Regions from separate parts of the Homo sapiens genome. Here regions 1 and 3 are each linked to region 2. The links are chromatin loops, found by intact Hi-C in ENCODE. Cell type or tissue: Calu3. All regions are shown on one strand.

Evidence for each region. Peaks named below come from ENCODE experiments on the same cell type or tissue, not always from the same donor. Only the 100,000 strongest peaks of a DNase experiment are listed, where the experiment ranks them.
Region 1: it touches region 2 in a loop (2.1-fold over the local background); 4 of 110 quality-filtered maps call a loop at or near these places.
Region 3: it touches region 2 in a loop (2.0-fold over the local background); 4 of 110 quality-filtered maps call a loop at or near these places.

Annotation. Positions count from the first base shown.
Region 1 is chr1:61,217,749-61,225,748 of GRCh38, reverse strand. All of the region lies in intron 2 of NFIA (nuclear factor I A), which reads right to left. Among named protein-coding and RNA genes, the nearest start is that of NFIA-AS1, 32 kb to the left of the region's middle. In Calu3, no CTCF peak of the experiment used is centred here; no DNase peak of the experiment used is centred here.
Region 2 is chr1:61,283,008-61,291,007 of GRCh38, reverse strand. All of the region lies in intron 3 of NFIA (nuclear factor I A), which reads right to left. Among named protein-coding and RNA genes, the nearest start is that of NFIA-AS1, 33 kb to the right of the region's middle. In Calu3, no CTCF peak of the experiment used is centred here; a DNase peak (open chromatin) is centred at 3,017.
Region 3 is chr1:61,149,884-61,157,883 of GRCh38, reverse strand. The region is part of intron 2 of NFIA (nuclear factor I A); the gene reads right to left. Among named protein-coding and RNA genes, the nearest start is that of NFIA, 71 kb to the right of the region's middle. In Calu3, no CTCF peak of the experiment used is centred here; DNase peaks (open chromatin) are centred at 133 and 4,963.

The DNA.
Region 1 (8,000 bases), 65 kb after region 2:
CACAAATCTAAAATCTCTTAGGTAGATGCAAACATATATATTGCGATAGAAAAGGAATCATTTGTGCTTATTCAGCAAGTACTGAAGATGTCAATCGTAGATACGAACAAGCAAACTTCCTTTTGGTGATACAAAATAAAATTTCCTGCTATAGTTGCTCCATCTCTTTCACATGCAAAAAAAAAAAAAAAAAAAGTACGAGCTGGGCGCGATGGCTCACAGCTGTAATGCCAGCACTTTGGGAGGCCGAGGCAGGCGGATCACAAAGTCAAGAGATCAAGACCATCCTGGCCAACATGGTGAAACCCCGTCTCTACTAAAAATACAAAAATTAGCTGGGCATGGTGGCATGCACCTGTAGTCCCAGCTACTCAGGAGGCTGAGGCAGGAGAATCACTTGAACCCGGGAGGCAGAGGTTGCAGTGAGCTGAGATTGGGCCACTGCACTCCAGCCTGGCAACAAAGCGAGACTCAGTCTCAAAAAAAAAAAAGTACTATGGACATAAAAACTCATGTAATGGCTTTACATTGAGTATTTACTGTGTTTTAGGCTAAAACCTTCAAATCAATTTCCTTCTCACAGACTTTTTTTTTTGTTTTTTAAAAAAACAAAAAACAAAATATATAAGTGATAGAAACACATTTTGAGGAATGGAGCAAACTTAAGGTGGAAGGGTTCAATAGATTCCTATGTCATGAATCTGGAAAATAATATATTTTTAAAGTCTGTTTCTTGGCAGGGATAACACAGCAAAGAGCTTCATTAGTAAATCTTTCCAATACTCAAAATTATGGGGTGAAAGGAGTGGAGACCTTTTAAAAATGGACTTTAGTGCCTCATGAAATGACCTTTGCAGCATCACATTTTCAACACCCTTATCCTCTGCTCTTGATCAGCAAGTAGTACCACTTAAGAGCTTTATTAGAACATCCCTTTGCCAACTTGGAATAGCTCCAGGCAACTCTGTCTTCCAAGGACACAGTTTGAAGTACTTAGAGTAAATTGCAATGGACTGGATAGATGAGTAGAGGAGGTGAGACAACTGAATCAAGTATCACTGCTTCTGAGACAGAGTCCCCCACCACCAGGCACTTGGTACCAAATGGAGACTAGAGCGTTATTAATTTTTAAGGGCTTCAGATAAACAGAAGGGTCAGCAGGAAGATGATTTTTACACCAACAGGACTGAATCAGAATAAGTTTCTTCACTCAAAAGCAGAGAAAAGGCTAAGGGCATAATTTCTCAAAGTGTGTTTTGGGAGGTTAATGGGGGTTGCATGAAAAAAGGATTCCACTGACAAATAAATTTGGCTACTGCTAGTTTAAACAAAGTTCTCAGACCCTCTAATATATTAATGTGCGTCATGACTCTCTCCAAGAGAGACAACAGTATGCATACATATTTAAATCTTAATTCACCAAAAAAGCACACTTTTTTCTATGGAGCATAAGAGATAAGCATTAAGAAGTATATTTTGGCTAATATTAACTTGAGCTTTTAAAAGTTAGACTTAAGTAAACTTGTTTAAAATTAAATTGAAAAGTTAAGTTCAAGACAATAAACTAATTTTAAATATATTTTTAAAACTAATTTTTAAATATTAAACTAATATTAAAAACTAAGTAATAATTTCCCTATTTTAAACACAGTGTCTAACTGACCTTACTGTATGTATCTCAATAAGTAAAATTCTATCTTATCAGCATTAAAAGTCCTCCCCACCTCCAAATAAAACCCAACTCTAACACAAGCTTTTTTCTTCATATTAGGCAAGAACCCTCTGGTAATATGTAAATAGAGAGGTCAGTTTTCAAACAGGCTGGTTTCTGAATATGGGTTTTAATTATTTAAAACAAAATTTAATTTTTCTAGAAGGTTTCTGAGATGAAGTTTTAGTTGATATCCTCAGAAAACCTCAAAGTATTTGTTAATAGAATTTAGCACCCTAATGATCTAGATTTTGGTCACAGAGTTGTCCAATTAGAAAATGTAAATTTTAATAAATAGAAATACAGAGAAGAGGTGGAGGATAGCTATCATTCTAAATAAAATTACTGTTTATTATCAAATGAGAATTCCACATTCAGACAAAATATTTACAAAAAAACAATTCTGGAATCGTGGAATCTCAGAGAAAGTCAACAAGTGATCATAAAATTTTTAAAATATAATTTGAAATGTTTATCTTATATTCTAAAAATAAGTTAAAATTTGTGGAGTTTCCAAGTAGTCTCATTTTATATTCTCAATTCCCTTTATGAAACCTGAAAAACTGTAAGTTTGTACAGGTCCATCAAAATCCATATTTTGTCTCCTTGCAAAGTACAGGGAAAGGTTCTTCTACTCATAGCTGCATGTGACACCTTTCATTAAAGCTACTTTTTTTAAAAAAATGACACAAGAATATGCTTGGATTACAACACATTTTCCTGGTAAACATTTGCTCTATTTTATTTTTGCTTCTGGTCTCTATTTCCTGGCCAAAGAGTAGTCTCACCTAATGGTAATAAATGATTTACTTCTTGGTTAAAACTCCTAAAGAAAATGTTCTTTAAATAGTGAAATTTTATTCAATTTAATTTTCAAAGAACTGCTGTTAAAAAATTCCAGTTAAAAAGAAAGATTAAACAGTTCTAAAAATAAACAATATTTGGTTAAACAAATACACAGATTTAAAGCATATGGGTAAAAATGAATGTTAGTGTAAACATTCGGCAACATTTTTTCCCTTCAAAAAAATTTCAGAGCAGAAACAAAAAAAAGTTATTTTGGTTTAAATTGTGAAGCCATTTTAATAAGTAATCATTTCTTCCTCAAGAAAAAACATTTGTATAGCCTCAGAAATCTGTTTCATTTCAGTCTTTGTATAAAACTGCACATGAAAAGTATATTTATAAAGGAAATACCAGACTTGGAATTATTTATGTCACTGTAGCATATATATAATAAATGAGAGCTCACTGGAGATATACATATCTTACATATATGAAGGTTGAATTCTGTCTTAAAACCTACTCTAAAGGAGTATTCTAATTGAATCACATTTTTAAAGTTCTATAAAGCATTATTTCAGCATAACAGTGTTTTACCTATACTTTAGCAAAACAGAATCTAGCTTTTTACCAGATGTGGTACTGACTCTAAATACCCATCATTAAAGTTAGTAAGTTTGAAACTATACCTCTCAGCTCTCAGGGCTCAATTCTCTTCTTTTCCTAAGTTAAAGAAAGACTATAAGGACTCAACCTTTAAACTCCTGGTAACATTCACCCCAAAATGGGAAACTAGAGCTGAATACATCTGCATGTAACAGATGATTCAAGAATGAAAACAAACAGGTTGAAAATATGCTAATGAGGAGAAAAGGCAAGGTACATAGAAACCCAACTGCAAGACTCTAAACGGTATAACGGAAACCTTAGAAACATAATGCAAATTACTTGACTTTCTTTGCAACTGGATACTCTTGGACTTAGATTTAATATTTTACATCATTGCTATGAGAATATTCTTTAAAGGTGTTGCTTCTGCCAACTAAATTTAAAATATGTGTAAGAAAACCGTAAAACTTTTTAAACTTCTCCATAACAAAGAGCCCACACTATCCATTTCTACAGTAAAACTTAAAACACGTAGATCACTTTAAAACTTCATATAGTGATAGTGTTTAACATAACTTATTTTAAAAGTATCTTGTTTTAGAGAAAATTTGTGAACAAAAATGTTGTACAGAGTTCAGAGTGCTTTTGAAGCCCAAAGACCAAACGCTCAGTTTTAACAAACCAACAATGTCTGTTCATTTTGCCCAAATCTTTTCAGCTTAAATATTCACAATGTGCCATTATTACCGAATCATTATCTGCCTTTAGCTCTGACAACAGCATCATACGGGCTATGAAAGGCTCCTTTCTTCTCATGATTAGTCCCTAAAACATTTCCTCATCTTACAGTGCTTTTTAACTTCCCAGAATGCATTGCTCAATTACAGTGCTGAAATTAACTGTACGCCACTCTTATTTATTGAGAAAAGAATAATCAAGTACTCCAAACCATGTCATGGGTTGCCCACAATTTTATATCAAATTTCAACTAATAAAAATATTAACTCTTTCAGGATGCCAATTTTTAAAATCCACCATTTATCTTCACTTTTTGGCTATGTCTTGCAAAACTATCAACGATTTGGATTTCTACTGTTCTCTATAAAATACAGCTTTTACAATAAATGCTAAGTGTCTATGGAAGGTCTATTTATTCTTAAAATAAAAATTTTTAAATAAGTTTTTGTCAGATCCCTTTTAAACTTAAATTCCTTCCTTCTTTTCTCAGCAAAGTAGGATTTCCTTCCACATCTACTAATACACAGTGTGAAACTGCTGCAAATTATCTTTCTGGAAGCAGGAAACAGAAATAAATGAAAACCCTGACACCAAAGTGTAGAAATGTTTCAATTCCATAATAATTTTGTTTATACCACTAGATAGCACCTCTTCCTCAATAATAATAGTAATCTTATTAAATAGAGAATGTAATTTTTATACATACACTCTTCAAACAACTGTTATTCTGATAGTATTATTTGAACACAACATTATAAATGAAGTTTGCCAATCTTCAGATATTATTAAATTGATTATTTCTATGTTTTGGGGAAGCTATATTCAAAGTACTTAGTAAATTAAAAAATGGATTACTATCAAATACTACAGTTGAAATATATTTAAAAGACACGTGTTGAGTAAACCAAAAAAGCACAGAAACAATGAATTAAAGCTATGATTGTATTCACACTGCAAGTATCTGTATGGAAAGGGATGAGAATATTTAACATGTGGATTTATATTTATTTGTTTTATACCTTCAGCCAACAGAAGAATGTAAATAAAAACACTTTTTAAACCTCAAATATACTTACTAACCCATGCATACATTAATCATTCATACCGCATGATTATTGTTCAGTATTTTCTGCAATAACAAATTGGAGGGTGTGGGGGTTATTGTGGGTTTCAGCAAACCACATTCTATTTAGGCAAAGCCAAGTATTAAAGAAAGGCCTAACTTGCCAAACCAAGATAAATACATGCCATTATTATGATTACATAAAAGCCACTGTTCCCAGCGTTACAATTTCTCTTATAATTGGCACTATTATAATTAAATGGATTCATATGTTTACAATTCTTCTTTGAATTGTAAAGTGATTTAGCAATGATAGTGTCTCTAATTTCTTTTAACTATACTGACAAACTTCACTTAATCAGTGGTCTAAATACCGCATTGCCACAATAAATTAGGTAAATACCCAGTAAGGCCTGAATTGCTATTGAGTTTAAGTATGTTATAATAAAGTAGCGAGTAACTTCTCCAAAGCCTGTTGCTGGACTAGCCCACAAACCCACAAATGGAGGGGATGGCATCAAGTATCCCAGTGGCATTTAAGATATTCTCTGATGGATAGGGAGGCAATATGAACAGGGAAGAAACACACATGTACACACACATGCAGAGTTAAAATCTCATGGGTTTTGAAAACAAACAGGAGGTGACAGATCATTACAAAAAACAGAAACACTAATATTGTGGGGTTTCTAGTCCTTGTTCCTTAAGACCCAAGGAGTTCTTCACTTGCTCCTTTCTCATCAACAGAAAGACAGGGGCATAAAACATGCCTCCCTATCATTGGCGGAAAATGCCGATGGGACCTGACATGCCATAGTTTACCTGCCACCCCCAAATAGAAGCTATTATGCGTTATTTATTTATTTATTTATTTATTTATTTTGAGACGGAGTCTCGTTCTGTCTCCAGGCTGGAGTGCAGTGGCGCGATTTCAGCTCACTGCAACCTCTGCCTCCCGGGTCCAAGTGATTCTCCTGCCTCAGCCTCCTGAGTAGCTGGGACTAAGGCGTGGGCCACTGCGCCCCACTAATTTTTCTATGCTTAGTAGAGACAGGGTTTCACCATGTTAGCCAGGATGGTCTTGATCTTTTGACCTCGTGATCCGCCCGCCTTTTTTCTTTTTTTTTTTTTGAGACGGAGTCTCGCTCTGTCACCCAGGATGGAGGGCAATGGCGCGATCTCGGCTCACTGCAAGCTCCGCCTCCCGCGTTCACGCCATTCTCCTGCCTCAGCCTCCCAAATAGCTGAGATTACAGGCGCCCGCCACCACGCCCGGCTAATTTTTTGTATTTTTAGTAGAGACGGAGTTTCACCGTGTTAGCCAGGAGGGTCTCGATATCCTGACCTCGTGATCCGCCTGCCTCAGCCTCCTAAAGTGTTGGGATTACAGGTGTGAGCCACCGCACCCGGCTTCTTTGTTCTATTATTTAAATGTTAGATAGTTGGTAGTTCCTTAGATAGTTTTAAGCCTAACTAGACTCCTTATATATGCCAAATCCATATATCTAATAAATGTTTAAAAATAGTTTAGAAATAATTGAGGCTAGTGGTTGGAAAAAATTCTTTTACAAAGTATGCAAGCAATAATAAAGGGTAGAGGTTTTTTTTTTTTTGAGACTGAGTTTCGCTTTTTCACCTAGGCTGGAGATCAGTGACCTGATCTCAGCTTACTGCAACCTCTGCCCTGTGGGTTCAAGTGATTCTCCTGCCTCAGCCTCTCGAGTAACTGGGATTATAGGTGCCCGCCACTACACCCAGCTACTTTTTGTATTTTTAGTAGAGACGGGGTTTCTCCATATTGGCCAGACTGGTCTTGAACTCCTGACCTCAGGTGATATGCCCGCCTCGGCCTCCCAAAGTGTTGGGATTATAGGCGTGAGCCACCACGCCTGGCTGAGTTGATCAATTTCTTATCACTTAGTTTTGTTTAAAAATGTTTTAAAAACACAAGTTAATGCTGCTTTTTTACAAAGATGATCTATAAGTACACAGTCATGTTTGAGCAATATAGATCTTAATTGCCACATTAATTATAATAATAAAAACTTGCAAACAAACTCAGTGACCATCACAGAATTGGTTTCACAAATGATCCATCAATAACATGAAATACTATACGCCCACTGAAATGATTCTGTAGAAGAATACATAATAGGGAAAGGTGCTTGTGATACAGCATTATTTTTTAAAGGATTTCAAAAATACATATATATGTTTGGAAGAATAAATCCCTACATAGTAAAATTTTAAGGATTATTTTCCCAAGGTGATTTTATTTTCTTCTTTTTCCTAGAATGTATGTTACAAGTTTTACGTGATGACGGTATTTTCAATTCGTGGTTGATTGAATCCATGGATACAGAACCCACTGGCATGAAGGACTGACTGTGAGGAACTTGAGCATCCGTGGATTTTATCATCTGTGGGAATGTCTGGGAACGAATCCCCTGCAGATACCAAGCGACGACTATACTCCAACATACACCACTTTGTATATCAATTCGTGATTCTTTGACCTCTTGAAGTCGGTACATGAACATTCGGTGAAGAACCCCCATTTCCATTAGAAGATCCCCAAAGCTTCAAACATCTCTTACAATTGTAACATATTCAGAGATGCAGAAGCGAAGTGAGAATCAGCAACGCCTTACAAAAACAGAGTGGTACCTCCATTACAAAATATGTCTCTGCATATTTAGATATGTGTCTTTCTGTTTTACCTACTTAGCAACAATATGGTAAAAATGTTTGGCAAATGCTACTGAAAGAATGAAATATATAATCATGCCTTAGGAGCTTTCTGCCTTAAGGTTTTGCTGAACAAGAAGGAAATCAACATTTATTAAGTATCTTCTCTGTGCCAGTGACTATGTTAAACACTTTTAGGCATTACCTCATTTCTTCTTCAAAACAGTGCCATAATATAGGTATGACAACTGCCCTTTTAGGAGCTGAAGAAATTGAGGTTAGTGGATAATAAGCAGCCTGCCCAAAGTCCCAGAATTCTTAAGTGGCAGAGCTCAGACTGAATACAATGTCTAATTTTAGGCCTATATTCTGTTACATTTAAGAGTTTATAAACCACTGAAATGAGGT
Region 2 (8,000 bases):
AATTTACCATCTTTGCTAAATAATAGATAATTCATCATTCCCCTACCTTTCATTAAATGAATCCAAACTATAACTGCCAGAGTCTCTGTAAGTATAAGAGAACCCATGAGTTCACAAGCATAAAGTCAAAAGCAAAAATCTTCAGCCAGTGCAGCTTTATATAAGGGGAAAAAATGCATAATTTAAGATTTTTCCTCTGGCTCCCTTCAAGGACCACCAGTTGGTAACTACTGGTGGAGCACGTGCTAAGGTTTACTTGCATGCCTTTCATGATATTGTGTTGCAAATCCACTAGAATTGAAAGGACATAGACGTTCTGCACTGCTACTTTTAGAACTGGCTCAAGCTCGGACAACAAGGTGCTTCATTTTCCTTCTTTCTATTGTTTAGGATCCTACTGAAGAGTTCAAAGCTGTAACAATGCATTAAACTGAAAAGCTTTCAGTGTGGGTAGCATTTGTAATTTTAAAAGAAGATAAACCTCTCTATGGAGTTAACATGATCTGTGAATGTGGGACCTGCTAGGAATCAGATATCCTAATGAACTTTGTCTTGCTCACTTGAAATGGAGAATTAACCAATTCTTTTAAATAATTCAGAAATCTAAAATGAAAGGAATGGGGCACAAATTTCTATTGTACTGCACAAAAAATGGGGAATGAAAAGAAACATTTTATGTTTTCAGTAAAACTATACTCCTAAATCTTTTGCAACGGAAACACTTTTAAATTTATTGGCAATCATAATTGTTTTATGCCATCTAACAAACATAATGGCATCTGGTATAAATACCTTGCAACTAACCTCATTTTATAGTCTCCACCTCCAGCAGAAAAATCAAATGAAAACTCAGTCCATTGTTTAAAAATATCTATTAAAGTACCATATACTCATAATACTTGAGACTGTAGAAAAAAAGAACAAAGTGTTCATAAAAAAATAAGAATGTAATTTTTCTATAAAGATGTATATTTTGTCAAAAAAAAAAAAAAAAGAAACTTAAAAAGAAGATGTCCCTGGCACCTAGTTCATGTCTATGAGGCAATGAGGTGGATGAGAGAGAAGGCGAGCTACATTTTATTGAGTATCTATTTATGGATTGTTGCAAGTGCTCAGCACTTTCCACATATCTACATCCAGACATATAATCCACACAGAAACAGTCCTGTTAGTTCTGAGGATGTAGTTAAGCCTGTGGGTGCCTGAACAAGGCTGAGGCAGATACCTGGGAAGATGAGATAAGAAATAAAGGAAGAGATGACAATCCTAGATGAGAGCAAAACAAGAGGAAGGAAAAGGAACTAACGTTGTTTGTGCTCAGAACAAAACAGCAACGAAAACACATTTCCTGGGAAGGTGATGACATCGCACCTTATACATTAGAAAATAAAAGTTTAAGAGTTTAAATAACTTGTTCAAATTTATACAATCAATACATTATAGAACCAGAGTTTGAATTCCATTCTTTCTCTAATAGAATGCCATGGTTAAGCAGTTAAGACTCTGGACTTAGAGTTGAGTCTGAATACCCTTTATGCCTTCTTGACTGTAGGACAAGCTACTTAAATTCTTTGTGTCTCAGTTTCCTAATCTGTAAAATGGGCACACTAATAGCACCTACCTCCATAGGATTATATTAAGATGATATAAGATCATGAATATAGAACTCAGCACAGTGCATGGCTCTGGTGGCCATGAATAAAAATGGTCCACCCTGACCACCTGTTGCAAGGAACATGGTTGCCTAACAGGGCTGCTCCTCTGAATCCACCACCACATTTGCTTAAAGGCCACACTTCCTCCAGGCTGTTTCCAGCCAATAACTGAGGGGGAGGATACCAACACAGACCCATTCCTATAAAACACAGAATTCTTCCAACAGGGGACTTAAGCTCAGGGACTCTCCATTGGCATGGTCAAAATTTTCTTAGAAGCTTACTCCAGGCGCAGTGGCTCACACCTGTGACCCCAGCACTTTGAGAGGTTGAGGCAGGTGGATCTCTTGAGCCCAGGAGTTTGAACCCAGCCTGGACAACATAGTGAGACCCTCGTCTCTACTAAAAATACAGTAAATTAGCTGGGCTTGGTGGCGTGTGCCTATAGTCTCAGCTATTTGGTAGGCTGAGGTGGGAGCATCACCTGAGCCTGGGAGGTTGAGGCTGCAGTGAGCCATGATCATACCACTGCACTCCAGCCTAGGCAATGGGAGTGAGAGCTCTGGGATTCTTCCAACCCAATCTCTCATTCTTCCCTCCTCCTTTCCCACCTGTCAGAACTGTACTGCAGCCTAAAAGTTCTCTCAATCTACTCTTGCTCTGTCCCCCTTTATATTTGATAGGTATTGCCCCAATAAATCTCTTGTCCTATCAGGACATATTATTCTTGGAGGACCCAAACTAACATACTGGCACACAGAAAGTCCACAATGATTGTGAGCTACTATTATGATTATTATCACCAAAAATCATTATTTTTGTTATTATCTGGCTTTAAGCCTAATAGAGTTTAACCCTATTTCCAAAATTGTTTTCCTTGAATCTGTGAACACTATTCTTTTTTAAAGCAGGAGGATTCAAAGGTTACACTATATTTCTTTAACATGTTCAAACAAGATTTGTCATACCTAGCAAAGTTGTCCCAATTACAGATGAAAACATATACATTTATCATTCCATATTGCACATGAAAAATATGGCCCCTTCTATTTTCAAGTTTATCAGAAATGCCATTTCTCTACTTCACCTTTGGATGTGCGAATTCCAAATGCTCTATTATTTGACTGATTTCCTATTTTCATCATCTTTCGTGAGTAAATGGTCTGCCAGTAACTGGATGTATGGGCTCACACAGTGTCGCAGTGGCTTACTCAATTAATACACGACTAATTAAACTTATACACTCACTTGCATGGGCTGAGTGGCTCTCAACTATTATATTGTACCTATTGACTGTGCCTCACAAGTGGTTTATTGTTCCAAGAAAACTACTGGGCTAGGTACCAGCAGATGCGGAAGGAATGGAATTTAAGCAGCCAAGTCACTAGAACTTTGTAGTACTCTTCCCAGATTTCATTTTCAGTGGGTTAAATTCCAGTGGTTTGACCTTTTGTGATCAGTGAAATCATCACAGACTAATCAAACCTTTTCATACACTGCTGTTACTATTGCCTATGTAACCTCCACAGGAATATGTGGAGAATTACAACTGGTTGCCAGATAAAATACAAAACTTGGTCTAGACAAACAATGAATACTTTGTTTGTGTAAGTATATTTCACGCAGTACTAAAAAATTATTCACTGTTTATCTGAAACTCAAATTTAACTTGGCATCTTGTTTTTTTTGGGGGGGGTTGGGGACAGTCTTGCTCTGTCACGGGTTTTGCCATGTTGCCCAGGCTGGTCTCAAACTCCTGGCCACAAGTGATCTACCTGCCTTGGCCTCCCAAAGTGCTGGGATTACAGGTGTGAGCCACCATTGTGCTACATCTGGCAACTATTTAGGAACAAAATCCACCTTCATGGTGAATGTATGTGAGACCTGGGGGTTATAATCTAATGGGGTCACGAGAGCAGGGGTAAGCTGAAACTCCACAGATTTCGACCTCCATTTTGAGAAATAATTGTTTACACAATTGGGTATGTGAAACCAAATATTATTCCATGCAAGTAACTTGGCTTTTAGTAATATGCACGAGGGAAAACCTTTGGAGGTACTAAAAGATACTGCCATGACAAATCAGAGTCTCATTCCTTAACAATGCTATGAATGAGGTCTTTGTGTACAACTCCACACTAAACTCTGTCTACTTTGCTTCCCACTGAACACTCATTATCTAGAACAGTGACTATCACAGTGTAGGGGATCAGGACATATCTACTGTACCAAGAAATGAATGGACTCATATGTGCATTCTTCCAGAGTATACCATGGCTTTTCAAGGATGTGCCATATCTTTTCCTTGGCTTACAAGATCCAATATGATTTGCCTTCCTGCTACTCATCTGCAACTATTCTCTCCCTTGTTTGTACCCTTCAAGCCACACCAACCCCCTTAGTGTTCTTCCAGCATGTCTCAGGGCTGTTATATTTAATGTTCCCTCTTCTTAGAATAAAAGTCCCTAATATCTGCATAATTCACTTCTTTGACTTCATTAGGACTTAACTCAAATGTCAACACATCAGAAAGGCCTTCCTTTACCACCCTTTATAAGACAGTACCCACATCCTCCCTTCTTTAATCCCTTATATTGCCTTATTTTCTTTTATAATGTTTGATGCCACTTGGCATGTGACATGTGTATTAATCAGCTGATTGTCTGTCTCCTTCCCCAAGAAGGTAAGCTAAATTAAGAGTAGGATTTTCTGTTTTGCTCAGTGTGATGCCTAGAACATGCCTGGTTCTTAGAGTGTATTTGATAAATACCTGTTGAATGAATGAACGAACAAATGGTGTCTTTTCCCTTTTACTAGACTATCAGGTTCTCAAGAGCAGGATGTCTGCTCTATCTCTGTATTCCCTTAACACATCCAATACCTAGTCCAAATATATCCAGCAATTCTATTTTTTTTTTTTTTTTTGAGACAGAGTCTCGCTCGGTCACCCAGGCTGGAGTGCAGTGGCGCAATCTCTGCTCACTGCAAGCTCTGCCTCCCAGGTTCATGCCATTCTCCTGCCTCAGCCTCCTGAGTAGCTGGGACTACAGGCGCCTGCAACCACACCCGGCTAATTTTTTTTTTTTTTAAGTAGAGACAGGGTTTCACAGTGTTAGCCAGGATGGTCTCAATCCCCTGACCTCGTGATCCGCCTGCCTTGGCCTCCCAAAGTGCTGGGATTACAGGCGTGAGCCATCCTGCCCGGCCTATCCAGCAATTCTTAAGAATGATCTGTTAAATTACTTATGAGAAAATTGAGGTACAAGTCTTTAAGTGACTTGGACAACTGATTTTCCCTTAACAGACGCTCAGTGTCAGGCTTTTAATGGCAAGTCTCTTTTGCTAATTTGACCTATTCGGAAGCTGTGATTTGGCTTCTTCTTGTTCATCTCTGAGTTTACAAGTGCTACTTGCTGAGAAGCTCTCTGGTTGTAAAATACCTACAGAGATCTAAGAAAACACTGACTTTCCTTCGTGGAAAGATTGTTGAAAAGCTATTCCTATTTTGCCGAGCCTTGCCACAATATCCTTACATTTCTCTTTTTGGATATTCACCATATGATGCCTGTGGATAAGCCATATGAGACTCCCTGGTTCCCTTTGGGTTAAAATCAACCAAGTATAGAAATGCACAACTGAGATGGGGCAGAGTAATCTGCAGCAAATAGTGCCCCCTACCCTCCACCCCTATTTGAGATATCCCACTAGATTTCCTTAACGACAAGCTAATGCCAGGGGGAAAAGAGTTGCCTGGAGCTGAGTAAAACCTGAAGAAGAGAAAAAGAATGAGGAAGCTGCAGGGAGAAAAGGTGCCAAAAATCCTTGTGGCCACATGAATTTTTCTAGCAGGCAACTAATCAATCTGGATTAGTGACTCCAAATCCCCAAATACATTATGTATATTACATTCAGTTTACTAATATTATCCACAAATAGGTAATTCCTTCCAAAAAATAATGTACAGGCTTAAAAACAACAAATTCACATTCAAATTTAAAAGCAGAAGTGACCCTATTATTTGTGGCAAGGAAAGCTCATACCCAATTCCTGACCCCAGCTCGCCCCTCTGATCTTTCACCACGCTGGTTTTTAATTGATGGGGAGGTATGAAAAGTGGCCATTAGAAGTGGTCCTTCTAAGGATATCTCTGTCAAAGGGTCCTGTCATACTAGTTCCAGGCTTAGATCACAGGGAAAACAGAGCAATGGCAGATGGAGCTGTAGCCAAACACCAGGTGCACCTTCTACCGCACTGTGATTTGATGACGGCTCCTCATTTGATTTCCTTTTTGAGCCCAATTCAAATACTGCATAAATTGTATTGCTTCATATTTTCATATTTTTAGAATCTAGATCTATGTATATATTTACGCAATTCCAGATACATTCTAAATACACACTTTAAAATGCTTTCCTACTTGGAACGTTACATTCAATAGGCACTTCTGGGTCTCTCCTGGGATAAGAGTCAGAGGCACAAACGAATTTGAGGACCAGCAAGAAATCCCTTTTTTTCTTCTTTCCTGTGTAACTCTTTGTGTGTGAAGGGTTGGAGGTGGGGGGAGTGGGGAGGGGAAGATGTCTGAAACAGACCACCCAGTCAGTCCATTTTAGAACCTGAAAATCAGGGGAATAGGATCTAAAACATTTCCTATTTTGGCTACTAGCCAACTAACCTAAAGTCTGTTCAGCTAGTTATTCTCTGTGTGAAGACAATAAAATACTCATAATGTGTGAGGATAAGACTACTTTAAAATGGCTACAAATCTCCCCCCACACCCCCCATTTTTCAGTTGAAAAGGCGCCTTAAGTACACTGGATCCCGTGGCTTAAGCTCTGCAGCCTCCACTGCGTCATGCACTTGGGGAAGCCCCCAGCCTAGGATGGCACCTCATCTTTCACAGAGAAAGACTCAGGAATTTCCTTTGTCTGGAGGCATTTCTGAGGAGCCTTTGCAAACAATGATGGGTCACACCTGCTAACAATTCTTAAGAAAGCAAAATTCACCTAGTTTCAGAATGAAATTTCAGATGAAACCAAATTCTAGTTCCCTAATCTCTTAAAGAAGAGAGACTAGCTCCATTGCATTGCTGAAAATTCATCAGTCAGAATTTAATTATACAGATCTGGAAACCAGAAGGCATTTAGGTTTTAATGTCTCCCTGAGTTGGGACCTTTACATATTTTAGAATATTGATCATAACTGTTATTGCTGCTATTTTGGTGGTCACTCTACTGTGTCTGTCCCTGCGGGGTTTTTTGAAGGAACACTGCAGAGAAGAACTGTTGCTAGGTAATTGTAAAAGAAAGTCATGCAAATTATGAAATATTGATAAACTGCATTTACAAGTCAATGGTGCTAGAATGCTCCTTCTTTCCCAGTAAAACATAAACTGTAAGGTTGCATTGCCTCCAAATTTTTTTAAATCACCCAACTAAATGACACATTCATCAAAACAGTTCCTAAAACAAGCAGTCCATCCAGCAGTGACCATTTTTGCAGTTTTGAATTATCAATTTTATTTTGCCTTCCCACTATATATAAATATTGCAATATAATATTGTAATATATCTACTATACATGTGAGGAGGTAGTAAAAACAATTTAAAACATTAAACAAGAAGGCCCACAATTTTTAAAGAGAATAATGTCAGATAAAAAAATGTTCATCAAAAAAGAGAAAAAGAAATTTATAGGTTTCTCTTCTCAGCCCCAAATTACAAAGTAAATCCTACACATAAATCTTTTTTTTTTTTTTTTTTTTTTTTTTTGAGACAGAGTCTCGTTCTGTCACCCAGGATGGAGTGCAGTGGTGTGATCTCAGCTCACTGCAACCTCTGCCTTCTGGGTTCATACGATTCTCCTGCCTCAGCCTCCCAAGTGGCTAGGATTACAAGCATCTGCCATCACGCCCGGTTAATTTTTTTTTTTTTTTGGTATTTTTAGTAGAGACCGGGTTTTACCATGTTGGCCAGGCTGGTCTTGAACTCCTGACCTCAAGTGATCCACCCGCCTTGGCCTCCCAAAGTGCTAGGATTACAGGCGTGAGCCACTGTGTCCAGCCCTACACATAAATCTTAAGTCAGGAAGTCAGTTGCACTAAAACTTATTTCGTAAACATTAAAAATTCAATGAGTTAAATAATAATGCATGAAATAGCAACAATTACGGATGAAAAGAAGTACATTCCTTGTTCACCTAGCAACATTTAACAATGATACCTCTTTTAACAATTCAGGATGTGAACGACATAAATGAAGATGGTGAACATGAAAGGTAGATTCAACCAATACTCCACAGGGTAATTTTCAAATTGGCAGGTAGAGCTGGAAATTTTCAAAATCT
Region 3 (8,000 bases), 130 kb after region 2:
ACCACAGTGTCAGTCTGCCCAGAGAAATCTCTTATGAAAGTTTTCACACTCTGTTGGGTTAAGAGACAGTGGGTATTAATCCTATGGCTTCTACGCCAAGCTTCCTTTTTGTGGTCAGCAGAGAAGCTATGTGGTTGGTCTGAAGGAGTCCAAAGTCTTTTTCTGTGTTAAAACAAGGGAAAGTGGGCCGGTTACAGAGTAAAAGAAAAACCACAGCCAGCTCACTCTGCTGTGGCTTTTCCCTTAAATGTGGCCTACAGCTATTCTGCTTTCCAAAAAAAGGTTTAATTTAAACCATACACAGTGCTGCAGGCTGCCACGTTTCCAAACTCAACATTCCTTTCTAATCTGTGCACTTCAGAACCAACATACTCTGTTTCCAATGGTACTCAGACAAGCTTTAATAAATAAAATATCACTGCCCATCCATTACTTAATTTGATAATAATATGTCCTTTTTTTTCTTCCTCTATTGACATTATTCTAAGTGCTCATTCGAGTGTGTTGAACTGTTGTAAACATCACCTCTGAAAAATCAGTTCTGCTCTCTTTTGCAGGGAGTGGAGGGAAGGAAAGAGGGAGCTACAAAGTGAAGGAACTTATGAATGTTACCAAGTAGTCCAGAGCTCAAGAAAACAATCACTTTGTGAAAAGTCTGCATATGCCAAAAATAGCTTATTATTTTTATGTCAAAAACAAAAAAACAAAAAGCCAAAAACAGTGTTTGTTTATTCCTTGGATATGATACCAGAATCTATGCTGTCACTGAAAACTATCACTAGGAAAAATAACAGTCACCACAGCTCACAGCTATAGAACAGCCACATGATGAATGCAGTTCTCTTTGGCCACTGGTGTGGCCAGTACTGATCACCACACTGGCCACAGTGAACAGAATGAATACCCCACAGTTGGAGAGCTTTAATTTTTTTGCCTCAGTGTATTCACTTGTATGTTCATTAAGAACTCCAACCCCAGCAGGCAGCCCCACACAAGGTTTACTATGTGAGTTGCCATGCCCTATTATACATGACACTTGTCAATTAAAGAGGAAACCCTTTTAAAGCAAAGTGAAGTTAAGCTGGTACTTTCTTCAACATCTGATTTACCGCTGCTGTTATCTTCCAAAAGGAAGTTTGTTTTAGAACAATGATGGCAGTAGTAATCCTCCTATTTCACTAGTGAGGGATTTAAACACAGTCAGGGCACTGGGGACCAGTCAAAAGGTCTCTTTCGACAGAACTATGTATTTTCGGTAGTAAAAGGAATGTCTTACTGATGGGATAACTGCCAACACTGGACAATTTTTCAGCCTAACAGTTTAGAGAATATCATTTTAAACTACCCGGTATAATAAAACTGTGGCACAATAGATCAATGCAATGAATTCTCTATAGTCAGTAAAATGCTCTCCCAAATAATGAAATCCATTAATAATGATTACTGCCCTGGTGCCTTTGCCACAAAAGTAATGCCCAGTGCTACGTCTCAATGGTCTCTAATAAATACATACAAGTCCCACAAGAAGAACATAATCATAACATGGCAAATGAGGGCTGACTCCAGTGACAGTACAAATTAAAAAGCCATTATGAAGGATATTCACTGTTGAAAACTTATTTTACCTTGGAAAATACACTTTCCTTATCTGGAAAATGGGGCTTAGAGGAGATAACCTCTTAGGTCCCCTCCAGCTCTATGAGTCCAGGAGGGTTTAAAGTTTTCTCAAGGGTTTTAATTCTTTTTATTTTGGAGACAGTCTCGCTCTGTCGCCCAGGCTGGAGCGCAATGGCATGATCTCAGCTCACTGCAACCTCCGCCTCCCGGGTTCAAACAGTTCTCCTGTCACAGCCTCCGAGTAGCTGGGACTACAGGCGCACGCAACGCCGAGCTAATTTTTGCATTTTTAGTAGTGACGGGATTTCACCATGTTTGGTCAGGCTGGTCTCGAACTCCTGACCTCAGGTGATCCATCCACCTCGGCCTCCCAAAGTGCTGCGATTACAGGCGTGAGCCACCGCGCCCAGCCAAGGTTTTTAATTCTTAATGAACTCACTTTAGGACTTTCACCAGCACACCAATAATAATTAATGCCAATATGAGTTTGTGAAACTTTTGCAATGAAACTTTAATTGGGATTGATCTAGAGGGAAAAGGAAATGTAAGAGAAAAATTTCAACTCTAGATTTTTTTTTTTTTTTTTTGAGATGGAGTCTCGCTCTGTCGCCCAGGCCGGACTGCGGACTGCAGTGGCGCAATCTCGGCTCACTGCAAGCTCCGCTTCCCGGGTTCACGCCATCCTCCTGCCTCAGCCTCCTGAGTAGCTGGGACTACAGGCACCCACCACCGCGCCCGGCTAATTTTTTGTATTTTTAGTAGAGACGGGGTTTCACCTTGTTAGCCAGGATGGTCTCGATCTCCTGACCTCATGATCCACCCGCCTCGGCCTCCCAAAGTGCTGGGATTACAGGCGTGAGCCACCGCGCCCGGCCAACTCTAGAATTTTAAAGTCAAACATCATTTGTTTCTCGAAAAAACTGAAAGCAGCACATTTGGAACATAGAATTGCTAGAACATACAATTTCCTGGAAATGTATATGGGTGATCCAGCATGTATGAGCAGTCTTAAGAAAGTATACCTTTACACTTTTCTTTAAGAGAAAAACCTCAACGCTCAGAAATATATTTCAATTATATTCTTGATAAAAATGATCATGAATATTCATTGTTTCTTCTATAACCAATATGATGATAAATCCTTTGTATGAATTACTCTAATTTATTCCACACGGTAAGCCATTATTATCCCCATTTTACAAATGAGGAAACCAAGGCCTAGGGAGATTTAAGGAACCACTCCAAGGTGACAGAATTAACAAGTAACCAAGACAGAATTAAACCCAAATTAGGAACCCCAGAGCCTAAGCTTTTAGCAACAATGTAGACACTATCTCTTCCTGTTAAATTATATCTAACCTGGTTAAACCAGGCTGCTATCTTCCAAGCCCTTTATTTTTGTGTGATGTGGACTGCTTTAACAGTCATAGGTCACGTCTCAATTTAAGACTGGTTTATATGCAGATTACTTCTACACTATAGATCTTTCATCTGCTCTATTTAAATGTATGTTTGGCCAGATGCAGTGGCTCACTGCCTGTAGTCTCAACGCTTGGGGAGGGTGAGGCAGGTGGATGGCTTGAGCCCAGGAGTTCAATACCAGTCTGGGCAACATGGCAAAACCCATCTCTATTAAAAATACAAAAAAATTAGCCAGGCAGGGTGGCGTGTGCCTGTAATCCCAGTTACTCAGGAGGCTGAGGTGGGAGGATCACTTGAGCCCAGAAGGCGAGGGCTGCAGTGAGCCAATATCGTGTCACTGCACTCCAGTCTGGGTGACAGAGTAAGACCCTGTCTCAAAAATAAAATAAGGCCGGGTGTGGTGGCTCATGCCTATAATCCCAGCACTTTGGGAGGCCAAGGCGGGCGGATCACCTAAGGTCAGGAGTTTGAGACCAGCCTGCCCAACACAACAAAACCCTGTCTCTACTAAAAATACAGAAATTAGCTGGGCATGGTGGTGCATGCCTGTAATCTCAGCTACTCGGAAGGCTGAGGTAGGAGAATCTGGGAGGCGGTGAGCCAAGGCTCACTTGGTTGCAGTGAGCCAAGATCGCACCACGCACTCAAGCCTGGGAGACGGTGTGAGACTCCACCTCAAAAATAAATAAAAAATAAAATAAAATAAAACAAATGTGTGTTTTTAAATTGTCAATTTACAATATTCACCAACAGTCTGAGTTAAAGTGTAAAAAATGATTCTTCTTAACTGGAGAGCCAAGTTTTCAAATTGTCTCCCAATCCTTTTAACAAATTCCAAAGTGCTCTTGACTAAAGGGAGAAAATGTAAAATTCCAAAGTACTCTTGACTAAAGGGAGAAAATGTAACAAGGGCCTTTGGGTAAACTCATATAGGAAGCTCTTTTCAGCTCACTGAATGTAAAAGCCAGGTTTTGTAGAGCCCTCTCTAAGCTGACCAATAAGGAGACAACTGAAAAGACATGAACTGCATGTGGATAAACAACTTACTTGATGTTCTAATGACCAGGGCAGTTCAGCAACTCATAAAAGAATAAACTAAGTTCTCACCTAGAATCCTTTGTCTATCACATGTCTAATAAGGCAGAAGACCTCGGAACTATTTTTCATATATCAAAACTTCAAACAAAAACTATACACTTACCCATGAAACAACTGAACAAGCTAGCTGAAACGTCAACCAACTCATTGCACAAACACTTTTATATTCATACTGTTGATGGCTCATTTGTGTGTTCAGTTACACGTGTCTGTTTTTACAACGGGAAAATTAGTTATTAACCAATGCAGTGTGTCTGGAACACCAAAAGTTTTCAAATATGGAACAAAAAATAATAGTTGAGGTCCTTGATGATAAAAGGGTTGAAAGTTAGAGAATTACAGTTACAGTCAAAGGCATCAACGGCTAACCTGAATCAGATTTAGACCCTTAGTATAGCAACAAAAGACCACATGATCAATAATTACAAGGAATCATAAATGCTTATAGACTCTGCAGGCAAATGATAGAAGCAGGCTGCTGATACAACATAATATAATAGGGAACAGTGGGGATTATGGCAAACTAGAAGGCACAGATTCCATCTAAAGACATTCCAATTCAAGTGTTTGAAAACACTGTGCCGGCAGTATTCAACCCACCAAAAACAGATTTACTAGCCCTGAACTCAACACACTCGTTTCATTGATCAGAAAACTTGTTTTCAGGAAAGTAAAGGGACTTGCCTAAATTCACTGCCTGAATTCACTCCTCACCTTTAATGACTAGATGAAGACTAGGAAGAAAATTTCCTGACTCTCACCCTGGGGCTCATTTACTGAACAAACCCAGTGCTTATATTGCCAAGGCCCTCTGGTGGAACCAGGGCCAGAAAGACAAATGATTTAACTCCCTGCCCTCTCTCTCCTCAGAGTAAAAGACACAGACCAGGAAACAAATATTACAATACAGTATTAGCCCTACAATGATTCTCTGTTCTCATAAATGCAATGAGAACACAAGAGGCAAACAGAAGCCACTTTAGTGGAGGCAGAGCTCAAATTTTAAAGTGTCCAATCTCTGCATGTGTGTACTCCTATGTGATAATGTTTCTGGACTTTATTTTTTATATCTTCAAAGCAACACATTCCACAGAAAGAAAAAAAAGGCCTTAGATCATGATACTCTTGGAAAGTCTTAGAGAAAACTTTAATAGCCCAGTGATAAATCTTCTAAAATGAGAATTTATAATAGAAATACTGACAGACCTTTAATTATGGCAGCACTATGGGGCTTTGTATAATAAAGCCCACATATTTTCAGCTTAGATCATTATTTATAGGATGCCTTGGAAAGGATTTTATTTACAAGTGCCTGCCTGAATCAATGAGGTAAAGTTTTACACAAGGAAAGGAAGTGCAAAGTACACTGTTTGAAAAAGCAGGGATTTACCTCCTGGGGTGCAGGAGGCCCAGGGTGCAAGGATTTCAGGCAGTGAATGATGATTTTGACTCCTCCAGTTTGTATAAAAGGTTGAAGTTCAGTCTGGCGCAGTGCAGCATTCCACAAGACCTGCTGCCTCTTTGGGCAGGCGATTAATCTCATGATCGATAGACCATATGATTAGGCACTAATAGCTGATAGGAGGAGAGAATAAACAACCATAAATTTGCTTTGTACTGAGTAATCCAAGTGTAGGCAGGGTCATTTAATGGCCCCATTGGGTCATGTTACCTAAGGGGCCATATGGAATAAAAATGGAAGATACATACATTTTTAAAGATCTTCAGTTATTATCACAGTGTTATGGAACCAGGACAGGACTCTCTGAGCAACACCATGAATTCAGTGTTCTTAAGTGAGAGATGCCAAGGTTTCCACATTCTGAGTATAGAGGGTGATTGCAGAAAGAATAATGGAAAAGTCTCATTGTTGAAATAATTCCTCTATAAGCACTATCAGCATCCGCCCTCAGTATAACATAAGTGGCCCTGGGTGGTCTAACTCATCACTCTGTGAGCCAGTGGAATCTGTGCCTAGGGGAGAAATGAAAGGGAAGCAGCACTCAGGACCCAGAATAGTACTATGTGTGTCTCTCGGTCAAAGCAGTTGCTGGACTATTTAATTTTGCCTTTGCATGCAGATCACTGCTCTGAGTTCCAGGGCTGTTTCTCAGGGTGTCATGAACTTCCAGTATTGGGAATGGTTACGCGACATAAAATCTGGGATCCAGAGGGTCATAAATCTCATTCCTTCTTTTCTCCTTTTCCCTGATTTCTTCTCCCTTTCTAAGACTCTGACCTCCTCAACCAGCCCCTTGAAAGAAAGAAATCAATCACCCGCAGACTAAAATGAAAACCTGAGCCTTCTCTGCACATTGGATCGTCTTCCCTTACCTATGATAAAATTAAGAAAAAAAAAAAAAAGCTGTATTAGCCAGGCACGGTGGTGCAAGCCTGTAGTCCCAGCTACTTGGGAGGCTGAGGAATGAAAATCACTTGAACCTGGGAGGCAGAGGTTGCAGTGAGCTGAGATCGTGCCACTGGACTCCAGCCTGGGCAACGGAGTGGAGACTGTCTCAAAAAAACAAACAAACAAACAACAACAACAAAAACTGCAAAATGTCAATTTCCTCTTATGTGTGTCCTTCTCTCCAGCCTATCCTGAGCCCAGGGAGGCAAGATTCCCTTAAGCTCTTGCTATCAATGGCCATGATAAAGGAAAGAAGACACTTCGTTAGCCTAAAAGAAACATGATAGAGAAATTAATTGGTTGATTAAAAGAAGAACATCAACTGGTCTTGCACTGCATCTTCAGTCCCATGGCATACTACACAAATCCCTCTTCTTTGAAAACTGTCTGGGAAACAAACCCCTCCAATCACCCTCTCCACTTCCGAATTGCTCCTCCCAGCCCTCATTCTCTTCACCTCCCACCTCCCTCCCCATTCTTACTAATATGGTCTTTGTTAATTTCCAAGCCTTGAGGGAGCAACTGTTCTCAACCCATCCTTCTAGTCTAACTGTTCAATACTGTTGATAGCTCTTGAGCCCACAGAAGAGTATTCGATCGGGCTCTTTGAGAAGAAAGCAGGCGCTTCAGACACCCTGGGGTTTGTTGGGGGAATTTTGTTGCTGTTCCCAGGAAGCTGAGAAATCCACTCCCCATTCAAAGACAACCATTATCGATACCCCTAAGAAGTCCAGTGTCGTAAGCAGTTGCTCTAGCCAAGTCAGATAAGAATTTTAAAATTTCCCCCCAAAATACCTTCTCAGTATATATTTATTCAAAGCATTTCTAGTTATAGAATTTCTGAGCTGGGAGACTTTTGGCCAGGTGTATCGTACCATGAAAGGATGCCCCAAAATGTCAAATCACAGGGTTACTCCAATGCCTAGCCATTTTTCTGCTAACACTTCTTAGAACAGTAAGACCAGCCCAGTCCTACTGGGGCCACCCACATCATACTAACTCCCCATCAGGAGGAGGCACTTGCCTGGGAAGAAAACAAACTATAATCCTTTGGTCCAATGTACTCAACTCACAATGGGGGGACATGCGACACATTGATCTAAAGGGACTTGGCAGAGAACACAGAGCTGAGTGGAGCAGAGCCTGGCCCCGCGAGAATAACTCACGGGTCAGTGCTCTTTCCTTCATACCAACCTGCCTTGTAACGTGTATTTTTTAAAGGTCTTGCTTAGTAACTAGTATCCATTTCTGGCCATCTCTGAAACACTCAGAACATAGGGAGGGAAGAGGCTCTCAGTTTCCTTCTTAAACCAGTCTGAATTTTCTCCAGAGGAAAAAAAGGAAAACCTTTTTGAAGACACACGATGGAACCTGTTTAGACCTAAATCAGCTGTTCTGCCCTGATCTTGGTGGTTACCTGTAAGCTTGTCCTTACTGAAACACTGAAGGGCTT